Linked DNA regions of Homo sapiens: region 1 is linked to region 2. The links are chromatin contacts, found by Hi-C or POLR2A ChIA-PET in ENCODE. All regions are on one chromosome and are shown on one strand. The core of a region is the stretch at or near the end of the contact, and the rest is flanking DNA. Distances in the headings are between cores, read along the strand shown.

Region 1 (3,553 bases), core at 317-2,816, 73 kb after region 2:
GCACTCCAGCCTGGGTGACAGAGTGAGACTCTGTCTCAATTTAAAAAAAAAAAAAAAAAGATAGCTAGTGGTGGTGGTACATGCCTATAGTCCTAGCTACTTGGTAGACAGAGTGAGATTTTGTCTCAAAAAAAAAAAATGTTATTAACTACAGTCACCTTGTTGTATAGTAGATCTCCTGAACTTATTTATCTTAACTGAAATTTTGTATTCTTCTTTAAAAATTGTCTTGTCTTTTCCATTTTATTTATTTCTTTATTTTAAGACAGCATCTCACTATGTTGCACAGGCTGGTCTGGAACTCCTAGGCTTCAAGCCATCGTTCCATCTTAACCTCTCTAGTAGCTGGGACTACAGGCAAGCACCACTCTACCTGGAATGAAATTTTGTATCCTTGGGACCAACTTTTCCCCAACCATCCCGGCAGCTCCTGGTAACTACCATTCTACTCTCTGCTTCTATGAGTCCAACTATTTTAGATTCCACATATGAGTGAGATCACGCATTCTTTATCTATCTGTGCCTGGCTTATTTGACTTAACATAGTGTCCTCCAGGTTCATCCATGTTGTAAATGACAGGATTCTCTTCTTTTTTAGGGCTGAATAGTATTCCATATATAAATGCCACATTTTCTTTACCCATTCATCTACTGATGGGCATTGAGGTGGGCTCCATATCTTGGTTATTGTGAATAGTGCTGCAATGGACGTGGGAATACAAATGTCTCTTCAGCAGACTGATTTGATTTCCTTTCCTTCAGATATACACCCAGTAGCGGAATTAGAGCATGACATGGTTTGGCTGTGTCCCCACCCAAATCTCATCTTGAATTGTAGTTCCCATAATCCCCACGTGTCATGGGAGGGACCCAGTGGGAGTAATTGAATCATGGGGGCGGTTACCTCCATGCCATTCTTGTGATAGTGAGTTCTCACGAGATATGATGGTTTCACAAGGGGCTTTTCCCCTTTGCTCATCTCTCATTCTCCCTCCTTCCACCTTGTAAAGAGGTGCCTTCCACCATGATTGTAAGTTTCCTGAGGACTCCCCAGCCATGTGGAACTGTGAGTCAATTAAACTTCTTTTCTTTGTAAATTACCCAGTCTCAGGTGGGTGGGTAATTTCTTTATAAATTACCCAGTGTGAGAATGGACTAATGCAGAGCATGTGGTAGTTCCATTTTTATTTTTTTGACGAACCTCCACACTATTTTCCATAATGGCTATACTAATTTACATTCCCATCAGAAAATATCTTATTAACGTATTTGTTGGGCTGCTTTCACATAGATCAGATGACGGTGACTTAGACAAGACAGAAGGTTTATTTTTCCTGCACATAAAAGCCCAAGCAGACATTAGGTGGGGCTGTGGGGTGAGTGGCTCTGTTGTGTGAGGTCAGCCTGCAGCCCGCCTCCTCCACGTGGCTCTGCTGCGCCCAGGGTGCTGTCTTCCTCTGCATGGTCAAAGGCAGTGCACTTGCTCATGTCCATGCTGCAGTCCTCAGAAAGGGAAAGGGGTCAAGGACAAGCAGTGTCTTTTCAGAAGCGTCCTGGGAGCTCAGGTCCACACTGGCCAGTGTGGGACCTCTCACACTGGCCAGTGAGAGAGGCTGGCCTTGTAGTCACCAGTGCGTGGCCAGTCAAACCCAGGGGGCTTCAATTCCAAAAGAAAAAAGGGAACTGGATGACAGGGAACCAGCAGCAGTGGCTGCCACAGACAGCTCTGCCGAGCTGGGAGGAAGCTGGAGGAGCGGAGCGGGCAGAGGGGCAGAGGGAGTGGTCAAGAGAGACGCTGAGGTCCCAACAGTAAGAGATTGTACTAGAGGGAGATCTCAGAGAAGGTGGGCACTGTAGGGCACAGACGGAGACCTTGGCCTTGGACAGGACGAAGGCGGGAAGCAGGAAAGAATGGAAAATAGCAGGAGGTTTGCAGGTCTGGCAGCCACCAGTAACAGCCATTTTCTGTGTAAGATAGGAATCCGAGTCTTCTGCTGTGATTGAGTGGGAGGGGGAGTGGCTTGGTGTCTGAGAAGGGGGACAGTTTGAAACAGTCCTTGCTAAGAGGGGTGATCAGGAACCTACTTGCTGGTGGTGGGACGCCACCCTGGGAATCTCACCAAAGCTTGGCAGGATTGAGGGGCAGGTGAAGTTGGTTACCATGGTATATCATAGCCCTGACCTTGGGGGCTGGAAGATTTCAGTTAGGGATGCAAAGCAATTCAAGTAAAAGTTTTGAGAAAGTAGACAACTGAGTTTCTCCAAAGTCCCTATGAGGACAGAAATGAGGATGCTTTCACTGGAGCGATGACACAATTATTTCAGTAAGTCTCCCAGAGTGCGGTAGAAGAAAACGCTTTGTGTTTGCAATAATAGATCTGGGGAAAAGGACTGATGAGAACCAACATTTCCATGAAGTCACACTGACATTTTTTATTCGTTAGACTTTGTCAACCAACGCATGCACTTTTCTGAACAGCAAGCATCATTCACGAATGCAGAACAAAAACAGATAGGTTTTATTGGTTTCAGAAAGACATGGCGAGATGAGCAGCAGGCAGCTTGCTCGTTCCATGCAGTGGAGGAGGAAGAGGCTGGGCCCCTGCTGTGTGGGGGCAGCCCGGGAAGGACATGGTCACCAGCCTTGGGTCATCAGTAATTAGTGAGCGTCACGGGTAAAGAGTTTTATAGTCAGTAATAGTTTTCTGTAAATGAAAATTGCTTCTCCTCACTGGGCAATTTAGTTATATCTAAGTTAATCCAGGAAAGTCTTATTCATATTAACTATGACACATATGAGTCAATGAGTGTCACCCGGAGACTTAAAGAGGAACTGGTGTCCTTTCAGTTCTAGAACAGCTGGCTGCAGTGGCCGGGTGTTTGGAGGTTGTTTATGCTGTTTCAGCCATCTCCAGGAGAGGCTAACGGGTAACTGGTGGTAGGATTGGAGTCAGGGGCGCTATCTTCCACCGGCCTTTCTCCTCCCAGATTGAACCAAGTTCATCAACTACATGTCATGTACAGCTGGAAGGGTTTCCTTTCCCTCATGGGCAACTTGTTTACTCATTTAGTTTCCACATAGAACCGGGTTCTGAAGAAGTGATTATTACAGTCACGGCAATAACTTTAATGATGACAACGACTTTTTCCTTCAATTAGGTCCCCACTGAGGTCTTTGGTAATTTTCCACAGGGAGATTAGTAAGGGAGAGGAAAATTTTCACCTGCTTGTAAAATGTATTCTGAAGTCTGAATATCTTCATGAATTTAAGCCTGTATTTTGCAGCATGTGGGTTTTCCCAGAAAGGCTTAGAACAGCAACAACAAAAATGTTGCCTTTTGAAGCCCGGTAGAACATATGCTATTTAAATTTAGACCAAGCTGGAGAATGATTGTCCACATACTCCAGTGGCAGCAGGTGCTCCTGGGCATCCCTACATGGCGACTGGGCACCCCTGCAAGGCGTCCCCAGGAGACGCACATGAGCAGTTTACTCCCCAGCTCTGCCCTGTCTTTTGTCCTCAGCTGGGCCATTTATTGATGATAATAGCACC
Region 2 (4,085 bases), core at 625-3,124:
TTAGGAAATTTTGATTATGGGTGGAAATTGTCATAAACTTGGGATGAGAGGAAGGTCTTGGACATTATAAGTGGGTCGTATTCCCCAGGCTCGGTGAGTTGGTTTTGAGGGGCCAAAGACCACATTTTCAGTTCAGAAAAGGATTTGCCTGGAGGCCATAGGATTGCAGTGTCATCTGACGAGCTCCATGCTGGGGACTTTTACAATGACCGGGGACACAGAGCAGCGTTTCTTTTCTGGTTGTCTTTAGACTTAACATAATGATCCAGAAGCAGAGACTTCTGCTGCCAATCTGTAACTTTCTTTTCTAAACATATTTCCGTGGTCTCTGGGAGAATGTTAACATAAGAGCCAGTGTGCGTGAGGCCAGGCGCGGTGGCTCACACCTGTAATCCCAGCACTTTGGGAGGCCGAGGCAGGCAGACCACTTGAACCCAGGAGTTCAAGACCAGCCTGACCAACGTGGTGAAACCCCATCTCTACTAACAATACAAAAATTAGTTGGGCTTGGTGTTTTGTGCCTGTAATCCCAGCTACTCAAGAGGCTGAGACAGGAGAATCACTTGAACCTGGAATGTGGAGGCTGCAGTGAGCCGAGATTGTGCTGCTGCATTCCAGCCTGGGCGACAAGAGCCAGACTCCATCTCAAAAAAAAAGAGCCAGTGTGCGTGAACCTCGTGCAGCTGTCAGCATGAGGTGGGCTCTGCGTCAACACAATGTTAGCTAATGCAGGACGCCATGATGAATTACATCTCATGTTTTCCATTTATCCCCCAATGATAGCAGTTTTTGTTTTTTTGTTTTTTGTTGTTTGTTGTTTTTGAGATGGAATTTCACTCTTGTCACTCAGGCTGGAGTGCAGTAGCACGATCTCTGCTCACTGCAACTGCCGCCTCCCGGATTCAAGCGATTCTCCTGCCTCAGCCTCCCAAGGAGCTGGGATTACAGGCACCCACCACCATGCCCGGCTAATTTTTGTATTTTTAGTAGAGACGGGGTTTCACCATGTTGGCCAGGCTGGTCTTGAACTCCTGACCTCAGGTGATTCACCCGCCTCAGCCTCCCAAAGTGCTGGGATTACAGGCGTGAGCCACCGCGGCTGGTCGACAATAGCAGTTTTAAAAGAGAACAAAAATTATGGCCCATTGTCACAGTGAGGGTTTTGATAGGATTTATTAGTTATAAATATTTTTGATTTGTACATCAGCTTCTTTATTCTACCCTCCCAAAGGCAGAAGGAATATTTATTAACCTCCCCTCTCATTGTCCACCAAGCCTAGGATCTGAGATGCTATGAAATTTCTCCTACAATAAATCTGGGTTATAGGATGCACCTCAAAACATAGGAACCTTTGCATCGTTTTCCACTGCCACTAATTCTAAAATTTTCTCTTTTTTTTGAGATAGGGTCTTACTCTGTCGCCCAGGCTGCAGTGTAGTGGCACAATCACTACTCACCGTGGCCTCAACCTCCCGGGCTCAAGCAATGCTCCCACCTCAGCCTCCTGCGTAGCTGGGACTACAAGCACACACCATCATGCCTGGCTTATTTTTATTTTTTGTAGAGAGGGAGTCCCGCTGTGTTGCCCAGGCTGGTCTTGAACTCCTGGCCTCAAGCGATCCTCCCACTTCGGCCTCTCAAAGTGTTGGGATTCTAGGTGTGAGTCACCACCCCGGCCCTAGAAATTTTCATTGTCAGATGAACATCATTTCCCTAGGCTGGTGTTGGGAAGCTGGGGGATCCTGTGTTCTCTCCAGCACTGGGTTTTCCCAAGCAGAAAATGAGCCTTATCGTGTACTCGGAATCGTCAGATATTCGTAGAGCCAGAAAACATCTTGAAAATCATGTTATCTCTTTGCTTTTTGCAGATGAGGATGTCAAGACTTGGAGTAGGTGACAGTTGGCCTTGGGCTTCGGTGGCCAACCCATGACTACAAAAGCCCGAGAAGCCAGCAGCTTCCCCGGCTCCTCCACCAAGTGGCCTCTGGGTGATGGGGAAGCTTGTCCTCTGCTTTGTCACACACAAAACTCTAAAAGTCAGCATCCCAACGCATCGGCCTGGAGAGCCCGTCCAGGTGAGAGACACACACTGGAGGATGTGTTGGGGCCAGAGGCAGAGCCAGCGATGTCACTGCCAGGTCCCGTGCAACACGACAACACGGGACTCCTGGTTCCAAAAGCAGGAGAAAAGCTTTTTCCTTTCCTCCCTTCACCTGTCACAGTGGTTTTTATTTGTGATTGAATGGTGTGCTCCCTGGGACGGGGGGTTCTCAAAGACATCTCTGGGAGTCTCACAGACTCAGGTGCCCAGGGGCAGGGTGCTTGAGTCCCAACCCTGAAACCCTAACTGTCCTTGATCCCCACAGTCCGTGCCCTCCTGCCAGCAGATCCTTTGTCCCACTGGATTTCATTTACAAACCACAAAGTCAGAAAGAAAAGTATTAAGAAATCCAAGAGGGGCCGAGCGCGTGGCTCACACCTGTAACTCCAGCACTTTGGGAGGCCGAGGTGGGCGAATCACATGAGGTCAGGAGTTCGAGACCAGACTAGCCAACATGGTGAAATCCCTTCTCTACTAAAATACAGGAATTAGCCGGGCATGGTGGCACACACCTGTGATCCCAGCTATTCAGTAGGCTGAGGCAGGAGAATCGCTTGAACCCAGGAGGCGGAGGTTGCAGTGAGCCGAGATCGAGCCACTGCCCTCCAGCCTGGGTGACAGAGCAACACTCCGTCTCAAAAAAAAGAAGTCCAAGAGGGCAATTGCAGAGAATTAAACCCCCTGGGCGGGCCCATCTGAGGGCAAGGGTCTGAGCTTCCACATTGGCCATAGGCCGGGGAAGCCTGGCCAGAGGTGAGCAGCCGCTTGGATGTCTGCGATGGCTCCAGAGGTAACAGAGACTCGAAGACCAGGGAGAATGCAAGCTTCAGGGCTGGGCACAGTGGCCCACACCTGTAATTCTAACACTTTGGGAGGCCAAGGTGGGCAGTTCCCTTGAGCCCAGGAGTTGGCAACCAGCTTGAGCAACATGGTGAATCCCTGTCTCTACCAGAAAGAAACAGAAAAAAGGAAAGAAAAGAAAGAAGAAAGAAAAAAAGAATGCAAGCTTCATGTTTGGCTGTAGCCTCCGCTGAGGGAGCCTCTCCAGTCCCGACTGCCGCGTGCCCTGGGTGGCGGAGGAATTTGGGGGTGGACCTATCTCAGTTGTATCTGGAAGAATTCTCAGGTTAGAGGGTGAAAAATATCTTTTTTATCCTTTCTCTTTTTATTTTTATTTTTATTTGAGCTAAGGTCTTCACCTAGGTCTGTCACCCAGGCTGGAGTGCAGTGGTGACATCACGGCTCAATGCAGCCTTGACCTCCTGGGCTCAGGTGGTCCCCCCACCTCAGCCTCCTCGGTAGCTGGGACTACAGGTGCACACCACCACACTCAGCTAATTTTTATATTTTTTGTAGAGATGGGGTTTCACTTTATTGCTCAGATTGGTCTCGAACCCCCCAGGCTCAGCAATCTGCCCGCCTCCGCCTCCCAAAGGGCTGAGATTACAAGTGTGAGCCACCGTGCCCGACCAATGTCATTTCTTAACGTTGATTTCCCCCTTAAGATGGGCACTGTGCCGAGAGATGTGGGAAAGAGTCTGCAAGCAGCCCCTTCCCCCGTCATCTGAATCTTTCATTTGTAAATAGGAGGATTTATGTGGAATCTGGCTTTTCTGATAGCATCGACGTTCCTTCCCGTGCCTTCTGAGTCTGTTTCTCTTAATTTGACTGTGGTCTCTGCTCTTCGCTGGACTCAGTAAGTATCTCACGCTCAGTTTTGGTGGAGGTCATGGATTTAACCCTTAGAGAAACCGTGGGGCAAGACTCAAGCTCATGAAGCCATGAGACGGCGAACCCCACATGTGAAGGCACCAGCTGGTAGTGAATATTCCCTGGGGAGGCGACCTTGGTGTTAATTCATTTATCAAGAATCATGAGGCCGGGCGCGGTGGCTCACACCTGTAATCCCAGCGCTCTGGGAGGCTGAAGTGGGCAGATCACAAGGTCAGGAGTTCGAGACCAACCTGGCCAACATGGTGAGGC

What was found. Hi-C counts contacts between places; a loop is a spot of excess contacts on that map. ChIA-PET counts read pairs that join two places held with the same protein, here RNA polymerase II (POLR2A). Pooled maps may share reads with other maps.
Region 1: a loop to region 2 is called in a pooled map, with 2.0 times the contacts of the local background. The contact joins the enhancer-like site here to the promoter of LINC01714 in region 2. A Hi-C loop is called at or near these places in 1 of 168 maps with a recorded cell type or tissue (CD14-positive monocyte) and 6 of 50 pooled maps. POLR2A ChIA-PET finds 5 or more read pairs at or near these places in 7 of 52 experiments (BJ, Caco-2, GM10248 and 4 more).

What each region holds. Positions count from the first base shown.
Region 1 is chr1:8,280,590-8,284,142 of GRCh38, forward strand. The region is part of intron 1 of LINC03154 (long intergenic non-protein coding RNA 3154); the gene reads left to right. Among named protein-coding and RNA genes, the nearest start is that of LINC03154, 23 kb to the left of the region's middle. Within about 2 kb of position 1,567, at least 4 of the 41 ENCODE cell types and tissues checked have a DNase peak (open chromatin) inside an H3K27ac peak, as active enhancers do.
Region 2 is chr1:8,206,798-8,210,882 of GRCh38, forward strand. It overlaps LINC01714 (long intergenic non-protein coding RNA 1714), which reads left to right and starts at 1,875. Exons shown (of 4, transcript NR_125998.1): 1 at 1,875-2,076; 2 at 3,690-3,798.